2 separate regions of the Homo sapiens genome follow, and region 1 is linked to region 2. A link is a contact called in ENCODE Hi-C or POLR2A ChIA-PET data. All regions are on one chromosome and are shown on one strand. The core of a region is the stretch at or near the end of the contact, and the rest is flanking DNA. Distances in the headings are between cores, read along the strand shown. Region 1 has its middle 68 kb from the start of LINC00703. Region 2 overlaps LINC02668 (long intergenic non-protein coding RNA 2668).

What was found. A loop is a pair of places that touch in the nucleus more often than their neighbours do. ChIA-PET counts read pairs that join two places held with the same protein, here RNA polymerase II (POLR2A). Pooled maps may share reads with other maps.
Region 1: a loop to region 2 is called in a pooled map, with 2.3 times the contacts of the local background. The contact joins two enhancer-like sites. A Hi-C loop is called at or near these places in 1 of 168 maps with a recorded cell type or tissue (HCT116) and 3 of 50 pooled maps. POLR2A ChIA-PET finds 5 or more read pairs at or near these places in 1 of 52 experiments (HEK293).

What each region holds. Positions count from the first base shown.
Region 1 is chr10:4,312,195-4,319,471 of GRCh38, forward strand. No RefSeq gene overlaps it. Among named protein-coding and RNA genes, the nearest start is that of LINC00703, 68 kb to the right of the region's middle. Within about 2 kb of position 4,402, at least 9 of the 41 ENCODE cell types and tissues checked have a DNase peak (open chromatin) inside an H3K27ac peak, as active enhancers do.
Region 2 is chr10:3,236,924-3,243,379 of GRCh38, forward strand. All of the region lies in intron 2 of LINC02668 (long intergenic non-protein coding RNA 2668), which reads right to left. Among named protein-coding and RNA genes, the nearest start is that of LINC02668, 17 kb to the right of the region's middle. RefSeq lists an enhancer at 1-385. Within about 2 kb of position 3,835, at least 5 of the 41 ENCODE cell types and tissues checked have a DNase peak (open chromatin) inside an H3K27ac peak, as active enhancers do.

The DNA of each region.
Region 1 (7,277 bases), core at 3,152-5,651, 1.1 Mb after region 2:
AAGTATTTCAGCTTTACTAAGACACAATATCCTGAGGAAAATCACCTATTGGGCAGAGTTCCAAAGTCAACCAGTTCTCTTTCCATGGGACCTTGTTTTTACTTGAAAAACGACTAACAGTCAAAAGTGCAGATATCCAGACTTGGGTTTTTGGTAGACATTTTTTTTGAAAGTGAGCCTTTCACTACAAAACAAAACACAACAAAACTGGCAGTGACGTAATCGGAGCTTTCAAGTGAAAATTAAATTTTAGAAAACTTGTATCTGCTATCATGAACTTGAGAGATTTCTGATACTTAAAGGCTTTTTTCGACAAGGTCAGTGTTTATATTAACAAATATAATCTTTTTGAAATTATAAAATTAAGCATTTCAATATTTAAAAGATCTTTATAAGTCAAAGAACATATTTTGTAGATTACAAAAGCATGATGTCATACAACCAAGATTATAAAAAAATTCATTGATTCATTAATATGATTTCAGTTTTGCATCACAACTAATCTTAAAGAAATGACCAGTTGTTGAGTTTTGGTATAGTATCAGAGAAGAATATCCACAACTGTATGCATTAGCTATTAAAATACTTCTTGTATTTCCAACTACATGTCTTGGGGGTCAGGATTTTCTTCAGATACTTCAACAGAAACAAAGCATTGAACAGGTTGAATGCTGATGCATTCATGAAACTCCAGCAGTCTTTCATTAATCAAGAGTTTTGCAAGCATACAAGTGTTATGCTTAATAATGCATGCATGTGTTGGAAAATAACTACTTTTATTGAAAATATCATTTACATTAACCTGTAATATTTTTATAATGGTTATTTTAAAATATCAAATATTTTTGAATCCTCAGTTTTAATTTCTAACAGATTACACAAAGATAAGTGTAACTCATATTAACAAAACATTTTGGGGGGTCCTCCATAAGTTTAAAGCATGTAAAGGAATTTCAAGTTCACATATTTTGAGAACTGTTGGCATATGCCAAGGAGACGATAGCCATATGGTATATATGAGAAGTGCTTTGAAATCTTTGATGTCCAAGAAGTTCTTCCAAACCAGATGGTTGTCATAAAGACTGAAATTTCATTCTGAAAAATGCTTTTCATCTGGTTCAGAATTGTTCTCTCCGGGTGACTCTTGCTAAACCATTCTGAATTAAATTATTTGTCTTGAATTGGGTGCTATGGTGGAAGGAGCTGAAACATTAGAGGAAAGATAGAGTCTGTTCCGAAAGCTTTTTCCTAGTGCCTACTTGATGGTAATTTAAAGGAAGTTTTCAAAAGGCATCTGTCTTAGCTGGCTCCTTTGTAAAGTAGGGAGATGGAATATCACAGGTGTATTTTGTTGCTAAATGTGATGATATACATGAAAACGTCTGCTACCAAAGGGGCCGCCAATGCGTACGTGTGTATTCTCTCCTGTTTCATCACAAGGTCAATTAGACCCCTGGACCATTTTACTGAGAAGTAGGACCTGGTTGCAGGGTGATGGCCCCAGATAGAAGATGAGAAAGGGAATTGACAAAAAAGCCATGGGATGGGTAGGATGACTGTTCCTCATCATCACAGTTTCCAACTCCTAGGATGAGGGGACAGTTTCCTTTCATGCGTTGTATGTCAGCTCACCTTCCTTTCTCTTTATCCTCCCTCCAGTCTTCCACGGCTCCTTACATCATCACATGAAACCTTTCCTTTGCTATGCGTTCCCAATGTTTCCTCACATGAAATATTTCCCTTATGATGAGTTCTGAATGTTTCCACAGTATAGATTTCAGATGCTCTTGAAGGAATCTCCTTTTTAATAATTTAATCTGTCAGAGTACATAGAATCTGAGCGATTCACAGTTGTCTCTTTCAGTACAGTTCAGCCCAAATCTCGTTGTTTGTTGAAACCTTGAAGCAATGATTGGCTTTAGTCATAGCATACAAAACCATGAGACTGAACCAATATTAAGTCTTTGTTTATGTAGATTATTAAAAGGGAAATCAAACGTATGTGATCTCAACCTGCATTTAGCCCTTTTTAATACTTGTGTTACTCGTTCCTGAACAAGGATAGTATATGAGCTTCACCCTACTTATGCGGTAAAATTAAGATTTTTCCAAGCGTAAAAGGTCATAAAATGAGCTAACTGCAGAAGTGCCTTATTAATGAAAAGATGTCAAATTAGTAGATATAAAATGAATAGCCATTATCTAACAAGTGATGTTTTTAAAATATTTTAAAATTATAATATAAATACATGGCTATAGTAAAACATCTAGAGAACATAGTATTTTAAATATGACAGGCTTTATTAAAATAGTATTTTTCATTGAATGTACTGATTGGTAAATTATAAGGAATGGAAGCAAAAAAAAAGAATGGAAGGTTGGACAGTCATCGTATTAGAGCCAAATGTTATTAGAGCTTTGAGGCATAAAATATGTAAATTTAGCAATAAGACATGACTGAATTTGAATCTCTGTCCATCCCATAAACATGTACTAAATTTAGATATACCAATATAACAATATTTTGTATATATATGTAACATACGTATACACACACAACACATATATAATATATACACACACATGCATGCACACACACACATATATATATATGCATACATATATAAATGTATAAAACCTTGGACAAGTTACTCCCTTCTTCACTTCTTTCAGCCTAACAATTTTTCCTCCATAAAAACAGAGGTACTGGCTAGGGCTGTGGCTCACACTTGTAATCCCAGCCCTTTGGGAGGCTGAGGCAGGAGAATCACTTGAGTCCGGAAGTTACACACCAGCGTGGACACCACAGTGAGACCCTGTCTCAAAAAAAAAAAATTAAATAGCTAGGCATGATGGCTTATGCCTGCAGTTCCAGCTACTTAGGAGGCTGAGGTAGGAGGATCACTTGAGCCCAAGAGTTCACAGCTGCAGTGAGCTAGGATCATGCCACTGCACTCTAGCCCAGGTAACAGAGTAAAACCATGCCTCAAAACAAAAACAAAAACAAACCCAGAGATACCAATACAATTACTATCTGTGCATGTCTGTAGAGACTAAAGTGTTAAAAGAGATAAACTTTGTGTCTGGTACATTACAAGCTTGATAAATATTATTTTCTCTTTAGCTCCATTATTTCTAATAAATTAATGGGAAGTTTAGGATGTATGCACTAATGATTATCATAAAGTTTAAAGTGTGCTTTTGTTTGGTTTGTTTCTATCTATTGATCAGATGGTTAGAGTCACTCTATAGTTGGGCCTTAATAATGTGTGTAGTATGTGTGTGAGAAAAACAGAGAGAGATATGGGGGAGACAGCTGAGAGAGAAAGAGGGGGAAAAAGAGACTAAGAGAAAGAGAGAAAGAGTGTGCATAGGGGGTGCATAAACTGACATCTACAAGAACACAGTCAACTAATTCCCTGTGTCTTTTACTGAAACAATCAGGCAGTTGTGTCTCTTCTTCCACACCACTGTTCAGTAATGTGTTTACTCATTGCTTCCCAAGATTATAGCTTTGCACTGCAGCATCGAAGGGAAATTGCCACTCTCCTGTGTTTTTACTGGAAGGCAAGTACGGTGGAGAGAGCCAAAACTCCACTGGAGGCTACAGATGTTTTGAGAGCGTAAGCAGATTTTCACAGCTTCCAAGTACCGAACAGTCCCTGCTAAACATCTTTTTATGTGCAATGATTGAAAATTTTCATGGGAATAATTTTCCAGTTGAAAGAATAAAAGCAAAAACAATCATAATGAGAAACAATGAAAATCCCTTTTACATCTGAAGGTTTTGTGTGCCGTCATTTTATCATGTGAGTGTTTTGAGTGATGGGCTAGCAGGAGATGTTTTAATCTCTGTAAGCCACTTAACCTTTTTGTACCTCATTGAAGGATATTAACACCTATCTCTCAATGTGTGTCATTATTTCTTATGTTCCTTGAAAATATAAAATATTTTGTCTGCAGTTATTATACTTAAGATCTATAGGTTTCTCTTTTCTGTGACCCCTGCTAAAAGAGAATTATCAGAACACTATCTTTCTGAATCTAAGGAGAATTTTGTAAGAAACACATTATGTCTTTTCAAAAATCTTTAAACAGCTGCGGTTGATCCGAGAGAAGGCGGCATCTATCGGGCAGCTGATGAAAGTGTGTCGTGGAAAGGACCTAAGCTATGTCTGCACCCAAACAGACTCTCTTTGTTCTCGGAGGATTAGATAGTGCAGCCAGTATGTGGCTACTTGGAAAGGGTGGGTGGGCGAAGGAAGAAAAAAAAAAGATATTTGTTATAATATTGGTGCATGTAATATTGATGGGAATAGAACCAAACAGAAACTAGTGACTCGGTGTCATGCAGGAGGCTCCTGACCAACAGTGTTCTGTGGATGTGTTTTTATCAAAGCAGGCACTGGGGGAAGTGGTCCAGCCGCGGAATGCCATCGTCATCTGATCACCCTGCGCTTCTGAGTCAGTGGGCCTGGCAGAACCAAGGGCACTTCAGAGAGTCTTATTGGAACAGTAAGTTTCCATGTGTCCAGATGACATCACCCTCAGCAGGCCTGAAGGGAAGGAATGGGCCAGAGAGTAGCCCGCAAAAAGATTTGTTTGATTTCCAACAGGAGCCCCAAAATTGGGCATTTATTTCAGGGCTTAAAAAATAATAGCATTGAAATAATAAGTAGGTGGTAGGATGACAATTTTAGAGACCCTGATGCCTTTTTTGTGAATAACTTTAAGAGTGCTGTCCTTTTGTTTTTCTTGGCTGCCAATATTAGCATAGGAAGTACACAAAACTGGAGGGGGACTCCATCTTGCTGTGAATATAGAATTGTGGACAGGTATTTGTTGGGGAAAGCTGTTGATGCCCAAAGAGAGGAGCCTAGAAATAAAAGTCACATTTCTCTTTAAAGCTTTTCCTCTGCCTATGAGCCAGCTCTCCTCATTCAGACAACCAGGTGGTTCTCAGAGAGATAACTATGGCTGCATCTAAAGCTCTGGCATGTTTCGTTGAATATACTTTTTCCAGTGCCTCTCCTTTCCCTTTTATGCCCATTTCAAAGCTTTCCTCATTTATACATCAAATCTTCATAGCCTTCACAGTCATACTTCTACACAATACAGAATTTGCTTAATACATATTTTCCCCAAAAAACACTTTTTTAAAATGAAAATTTTCATTGAGGTTATGAGATATACCCTGAAAGGAAATACAATATAGGTCATGGTTGAATAAATTTTTGCAAACTAAACACACAGCATTAATTAGCACCCATGTTAAGATACAAAATACTAACAGCACCTTCGAAGCCCTTTTGTTCCCCTCCCAGTCATTAACTCCAGCCTGTATCCTGACTTCACTACCATGGATTGATTCTGCTTGCTTTTGAACTTCACATGAGTGGAATCCTATCTAGCACATGTACTCTGTTGCGCCTGGCTTTCTTTTCTCAATAGAACTTTTACAAAATTCTCTTGTGTTGTGGTGTGCATTTATTCATTCTCATGGTTACAGAGTATTATATGAATATGATACATTTGGGCTGTTTACTGTCTTTGAATATTATAAATAGTGTAGCTATGCACATTCTCATGGTTGTTTTATGGTGAACAAATGCACACATTTCTGTTGCACACAAATCTACACCTAAAAGTGAAATGTTACACTTAATTCACCTCAGTACATATGGCTAAATAACTTTCTACAGTCCTGTCACCCATATATGAGAGTGCCAGGAGCTCCACAATTTTGCCCACACTTGGTATTGTCTACTTTTTCTATATTTGCCATTCTTGTTAGTGAGTCAATAGTTATTTGCCTTCTAATATATTTCCTAAAATAAATTGATCTCTAATGGTAAAATAATGAGCCCAAGATTAGATCTCTCCTAGAAATTTTGTGTTGCAAGTGATTTAATAAAATTAACTCAAGAAATGCCACAAACAAAGCAAACAGGAAGAGGCAAACACAAATTATTTAACAATTTTAAAGCAATAAATATATGTCAACAAGTAGTTCACTAAATTTTATCTCATCCCACTCCATAAAGTCATTCACTATGATTTAAACATCAGAGAAATTTTTGTTTTTTCAGACGAGCCCCAAACATAAAGCTTAGGCCTCCTCCATCAAGCTCTAATTCTTGATGTATCCATTATGATGCAACCTAGGAACCATTAAAAGGGGTTGGACCTGATGGTGATTGCCTAATTCTGATTTTGGATTCAAGTCATATAAGATACGTAATTCAACAATAAAAGAATCAATCCCAAGAAGCCACTTGTTAGATATCTATGTACGAAGCTGATACTTTATTTTGTGAGCTGAATAATGATATTAAGTTTCCCTTTTATTTACTATCAATAAATTTCTCCCTCCAAATCAGTGAGTGCACTCAAGACTCCACATTTGTGCTTAAAAAAAGGCAGAGGCTAAATTCCAAATTATCAGCAGGAAAACCATGGTTAGTTAGAGTATTTTATTCTGTGACGCAGAATTTACTTGTGCAATGGAGCAATAAAGAGTCAGATAAAAATATAAATGGGGAATAGAGAAGAATGAGTGTTTATCTGTTTTTATGTCTTAAAAAATTCTTCCAAAGAAAGGAAGAAAATGATGTAAAATTTGTGTTTCTTGCTTCTCGTATCCTAAGTCTCTTTATTAGAAGAAACACCAAGTAAAAGGCATAGAATAGCAGATTATTTTCAAAATGCATTTATTCTCAAAAGATATTTTTTCTTCCCTATTATCAATAAAATTCAGCAATTGCTCGGACCCTGTATTTCCTCAGTATATTTTAACTTTTCCCCATGAATATGAGTTAGTTTAAAAAATCCTTGAATCCGCTCCAATTACAGACTTCCCCAGCATTGCTTTTTTAAATGGTTTACATGGCTAAGTGTATTTGTTTGACCTAAAATTTGGCAAAAACATACTTATGTCTTTGAGAGATTAGTAGTCATCAGATACCACTTGAGAATTCATTTTGGTCTTAAATTAGGATAATAATAGATTTATGTTGTTAGAAAGAAAAGCTAATTGGGTAAACTAAGAGATGTGAGTTTCAGTTCCATATTTAGTATTAAATTGGTTCCAGATACAAAAGGTAGATTTTCTCTGAAGGCCTTTCTTGTTGGAGATGAAGACAGAAACTTCATGTTATAAACATATTCTTGGCAAATGTCATGAAAGTGTAGCTTTACCCCACAATTTGCTAATATGTATGCTTAGAATAGTAAATGACTCTACAACAAGTTGAATTTGGCAAAACTTATATAGAAAG
Region 2 (6,456 bases), core at 2,585-5,084:
GTAGCAGGGTCACTCGCGTGTTCTTCAATTGTTGGCATGGATTCGGGCGCCTGGAGGTGGATGGAGTGGGGGCTACAGCTGTGCAGCCTTGGCAAAGAGGAGAGACTCAGACCCTCAAACCCACAGCCACCCTTTGTTCAAAGTGGGGAGAAGAAAACACAAGGACTTGAGTGTTGATTTGGGGTTGGATTTTCCAAGAAGGAGTCAGGTTCATTCCAAGTGAAGAATTTAAAAAGGGGCTGGAAGAGGGCTTTCTCCCTCTGGAGATAGGGAAAAACATGTTCTCTGATTCAAAGGGCAGCGCTGCTGTGCACAGCTCATGCATTATTCATGAGCCATCCCACTTCTAGGTCTGACGGACAGTTATTTATAGCATATCATCCTTTTCACAAAATGACACTACCCAGGCTGCAGGCTGAAGTACATTTAAGGTAAGTGTCCTGAACTGGGTGGAAATCCTATTGATGTTTCAGAATATATATAATGTGCGCTTGAAAATGACTATGTATAACTTGTATTTTTGCCCCATTTCTCCATAGTGAAACAGGTTTTCGACAGCCAGACCCAGGGGTGAGCTATGGCTACGAATGGAACGGCCTGACATCTATCTATATCTATTTTAAAGCAGCAGGAGAAACACCTCAAGCCCGTCCTGGCACTGTGGGTGGCTGTGTGATGGGAGGCTGAGGAGACTTCGTTTTCCTGTTGGTGTAGTGTCTGGATTTTCTCTGCATTTCCAGCCTATTCACAAACCAGTGATGACAAACCAGGCAGGTGCGGCCAGCCAGTGCGGGTCTGCCCAGGCCACTGGCCCCCGCCTCCTGGACATTTTAGCCGGGCGTTAGTCACTCCACTGCGCGCAGGTGCACTTCTGTGCAATGATGGCTATGGCCTCCATCCAGAGGTGGCAGAAGTCTGCGCAGAGCAGGTGACGCAGGCCTCAGAGGGGACCCAGGGACCAGGTGGGGGCAGAACCAGATCCAGCCAGCTGCGTCTCTGCCCGAGCGATAATTTTTAGGAGGGGGCATTGTGGCAACAAGTGGATTCTATGCATACAATACAGATAACGCTTTTTCAGAAAGCATTAAATAGCAACATTTTCTGGGCAGACAGCCTTCCACCAAGTAGGGAAGTCATACTCAGCTTTTAAAATGGAAAACAGCTATTGCATAATTATCATTTTAATCAGAGAATTCAGGGGAAATGGAAGAATCCAATTCACATCGATAGCCTTAGAATAGGCTAGGTCATCTCTTTCCCGGATTGTTCAATGAGACTGATTTCAAGACATGGGCCAGCCGGGCATTCCTCCCGGTACCCTGCTGCAACCTGCTCACCCTGTCTGGGTTCACTGGTGTCCTGGCAACAGCGTGGGTGCCGGGGCAGGCATCTGGAGATGGAGTCGGCAGAGAGCATGGCTCTGGGCTCCGCAGACCCGGCAGGAGCCCCGGCTGCAGAGAAGGAGATGTGGGGGAAAAAGCCTGTGCTAGTCTGGAAGTGGAGTCTGGAGCTTAGATTAGAAAGTGTGTTGACAGAAGGAATTCCCCACCGCAGTCCCGTTCCTGGCTGACAGTTCTCCCAGCAGCAGGATCTGTGGGAGCGGGACTCCAGTGCACTCGGGTCCTCGGTGTCTGTCCTTCCAGGGGTATCCAGGTCTCAGAGCACAGGTGCACACGGGTACAGTGGCTCTGTGACACAAGAGGAGGGTCACTCACAGTGGTCCCACGCACGGCGCCGACCACACAGACCCCAGAGGACACGTGGTGCTCTGGGCCTGTGACCAGCACAGCAGTTGGAGCAGGTGTGTGTCTGAGCTGGAGCTGGGCGGCCCTGCCCTGTGGCAGCGGGAATAAGAGGAGACAAGGGGCGGGCAGGTAATCACCGAGGAGCTCTTCCCAAGAACAGAGACGTTGCTGTTAGAATACAAAGCTGGTCCAGGAAGGGCACAGAGGGAATCGCGTCTCTGCTTGGCCACCCTGCCATCCCTTTGTCCCTCTCTTACACAAACATCGTCCATCCCCCCGGGTGCTTCAGACTGGACCTGGTGCCCAGGGCCCCTGACCACAAACCCTAAACACACCCGGGGCTCCTCCAGCGCCGAGTCCCCCACGCTTCCTCACCCCGCTCAACACACATCTTCAGTCTTGCACTTTTCTCTCTCTTTTTTTTTTTTTTTAAATTTTAGATGAAGGGAAAATGGTTTCACTCTATAAACCACTTCTTGTTTAGGGATATGTCAAAAACACAGTTAAAATTCATTCTCTTCTTTACAGTGAAAATTCCAGAACAGATGGAACACATCTTTTCCCACTTCAGAGCGCGAGGGGGGACGAGGAGAAGCATCCTCTGTGTCTCAGGAAGCTGCGTCATTAGTTCGGGGTCAGGATAAAGGGGAAGGATGAACGCATTTGTGTGTCAGGCTGCAGGGCACCCGCACGTGGAGAGAGTCTGCAGGCCCTCAGTCAATCACACCGATGTGAAAGCGAGGATGGAAGGGGAGGGAAATTACATTTACCTGTGTCCTGGCTGCAGCCACGATGGGTGCTGGGGAAAGTCAGGAGGACTCGGGATGAGAAAGAGGCAGTAACTCCCGGTGTGTTCTGTCTGGGGGACCCAAGAATGTCTGCACCATCACTTCTCGGTTCTCGCTGGATGTAGCGTGGGGCTCACTGGGGTCACACACCCTACGGGATTTTGAAGTTTCAAAGACCTCTGGGTTTTATTTGTCTCCTGACCTGCCCGTGTTCATCCAGGTGTTAATCTGCCACCATGCCCTGCCTTGCAGCGCAGGGAAGACCGCAAGGCCGCAGCACCCTACGCCCCGGACGACCCGCCGCACAGGTGTGAGGCCATCGCACCGCGAGGGAACGGTCACTAGGTGTCGCCGTCTTCCTCGGAATGGAAGCCACGTTTCTCCTGCACCGTTGAAATGGACTGGAACAAAATTTTCTAGACTTCAAGGAAACCATCCTTTCTAATAACAATGAGATGGTAATTAGTAGGGGAAGTGGCATAAAATTATTTCACCATTTAGTGAAACCATGATTCTAAACTACAGAAAAAACTGTCTTTTTTAAAGCTCATTCAGCCGGGTGCAAACCGCCTTGCTGGCGGGCGGCACCTGAAGGTGACCTGGCCTTGTCCCCCCCTCCATCCCCCCAGTTTCCTCTCTGTGGTGAACGTGGTTGGGGTTCACGTCTCACCCCCCATGCAGACCCCAGCAGATCCTGAGGGCAGCGTGTGGACCATGTCCGAAGGGTCCAGAGGAAGATCCCACATGTGTAGAATACAGACCCATGGCCCCTGGGAGAGTGAAGGACACGCAGATGATTGGCAGCGGCCACTTCTCACACAAGCAACCCCTCTCTGTTTTACTGATGAGAAAACAGAGGCTTAGAGCGATTGTGTAACTTTCCCACAGCCAAGTTCAAACTCAAAGTGGGTTTCAAAATTTAGGTTTGTCCGGCTCCGAGACCCGTGTTCTCTGCAGGGCACTTAGAGGACTCCTGTGCTGACCTCTCAGGCAGCCTTCTACGAAGGGACGCGGAGAATAACAGGAAGGATTTCCATTTCCTTTTTCTAGGAAAAAAACAAAAGGCAAGAGGTAGGAATTCAGAGCTAGAGTCGCTTTACAATTCGGTTCCATTGTCGAGACGGAGAGATTCCACGACCATGACAGAAAGTGAGACTATTTAGGATTTGCCAAATAGGATGTTTTCTGAACCAATCAACATAGAACGGAAATGAGTTGGGACAAATGGCAGTGCAGTGAGAGGAAAGGTGAGTCTTCCAGCAGCCCTGCCTCCCTCATCCTGGGAGGAAACGTCCGCAGAAGCCGGGCTCCCCTGTGCCTTCCCCAGCCCTGCCTCCAGGAAGCTCTCTGAGCATTTCCTACAGACCCTGCCCCATGCTCTTCTCCTGCCGGTTTTCTCCACGTGGTTTTCTCCATGTGCAGAAACGATGATTCGGGTCTGGCACAGTGGTTCATGCCTGTAATCCCAGCACTTTGGGAGGCCAAGGCAGGTGGATCACCTGAGGTCGAGAGTTCGAGACCAGCCTGACCAACATGGAGAAACCCGTCTCTACTAAAAATACAAAATTAGCCGGGCGTGGTGGTGCATGCCTGTAATCCCAGCTACTTGGGAGGCTTGAGGCAGGAGAATCGCTTGAACCCGGGAGGCAGAGGTTGTGGTGAGCTGAGATGGCACCACTGCACTCCAGCCTGAATAACAAGAGAGAAACTCTGTCTCAAGAAAAAAAAGATGATTCGGAGCTGCCTGGAACATGGAACAGCCCAGCGAGTCGCTGGCTGCAGTTCTCAGACCCAGGCTCTGCCGATCTCATCCCAGGCTGGAAGAGTTGCCACCAAGGCGTGTGGGTGCCATTTGCTGCAAAAGTTCTTATGGAGAACCATGACACATAACCGTGCCAGCTTCTCATGCCGGGAGACCGCAGCGCCTCTCCACACAAGTGGGGCCTTCCTTCTGCACTTTTATTCTGCAGTTGGGCTCCCGCTCCAGGGGGCTCCGTGTTTCTAAGAACCACAGCCCAGCATCATTAAAGAAGGCATTATTTTGTGTTTAGTAGAGCACTAAATTGGTGAAATATAGTTGTGATTCTGGTAGTGAATATCCCTGTTGCCACGGTAACGATATTATGTCATGGGAGGCTGTCTCGAGTGCTCCTGGGAGCAGCCAGGTCTCCGTGAGCTCCTGTTTACTCTAAAGACTCCGGCAGCCCACATGTGTGCACGCTGAATAAAATCGTGCTGCGGGACCACAGTGCGGGGAGGCACCGACTCTGTCATTCTGTCAACGCACCGCACAGTCACGAACATCAGCATTGACATGAAATGGACGGTTAGGGAGCTGCAAAGGACTCATGCTCCTCTATTGCACGAATTTGTCTTTTCATATTCAAAGTACTTGTAAGAGCTCCAAGTTCCACGTACTCAGCCACTAACCTCAGGCATCTGCACGGGAGACTTGGTACACAGGCTCACATGCATGCACGCACACAGGCACACGTACAAGCGCCCGTGTACACACAACAGTGTACACATGCGACACACATTCACACACATGTGCAGATGCACACACACAGATCAGTGTGAGGAAGAGTCAGGGGTTCATGGAACAGCCCCTGCTCTGCAAGCCATGTCTGGCCGTGTAGGGGAAAGAGACAAAACAACACGCTGGTTACCTTGGAAGAGGAAAGAAAGGGAGAGACCTGCAGGTGTTGGGCGCGACACAACCCAGAGCCACCCTCGTCAAGGGACCCTCTCCCTGCTCGATGCATTCCTCCCACCCGACATTCAGTGAACACAGGGAGGCTTAGTGTGAAGGACACCTGCAGTGTGTGTGTCTGTGTGTGTGAATGTGTGTGTGTCTGTGCACATGTGTGGTGTGTCTGTGTAAGTGTATGTGGTGTGTCACTGTGTGTTCTATGTGTGGTGTGTGTTTATGTGTCTGTGTAATGTGCATGTGTACTGTGTGTGTGGTGTGTCTCTGTGTGTGTGTCTTCGTAGTATATGTATGTGTTGTGTGTTTGTGCATGGTGTGTATGTGTCTGTGTGGTGTGTGTGTGTCTGTGTGTATGTGTCTCTGTGAATGGGTGTGTGTGCATATGTGGTATGTGTGGTGTGTGCAGCAGTGTGTGTGTGTGCACGCATATACACTGTGTGTGGTATGTGTGGTATGAGTGTGTGTGTGAAATGTGTGTGTCTGTGTGGTGTGTGATTGTGTGTGTCTGTGTGAATGTGTGTGTGCATATGTGGTGTGTGTGGTGTGTGAGTCTGTGTGTGTGTGGGGTGTGTATGTGTGGTTTGTGTGTTGTGTATGAGATGGAGAGAGGCAGGCCAAGGCGGGGAGATCGAGGAGGAGGAGGGGCTGGTGGGTCGGTGCTGCCAGCACGATGCTAGGAGTGACCCGGGCGTGTGGGAGGGGTCCTTTGCCACCTGGACCCCATCGCATGCCCTGAATCTCATTTTTGAACCCAAAGCTCAGAACGCTTCCTGGCTGTCTGCCCATCAGTTTCAGCCTTACCCTGAGCAGAAAGAGCTGCCGGGGTGGGGGGTGGGGGCGGGGGGGTTCTGCATTCTAATGGGGCGGGTTCTGCATTCTAATGGGGCGGGTTCTGCATTCTAATGGAGTGGGTACGGGTGACTTCAACAGTGAGTCTCAAGTTATTGTCTCTCTGGGAAAACACGCCCCCGTGACCTTCCCACCAGCACTGGGCACTCCAGGGGGTTTTGGGACAGGGCTTTCTGCAGGGTCTTGAGCAGCTGGCATCTCACCGACAGGTGTCTTCTGGAAACCTTCCGTGAAGACCTTCCCCTGAGGAAGCCAAGTCACCTGAGCTTTCTTCCTCATCGCTAAGTATAAACATCAGTGAAAAATAAGTGAATGTGGTAAGCTTTAAAACGGCAAACAAATGAGCCAGGCGTGCTGGCGCTCC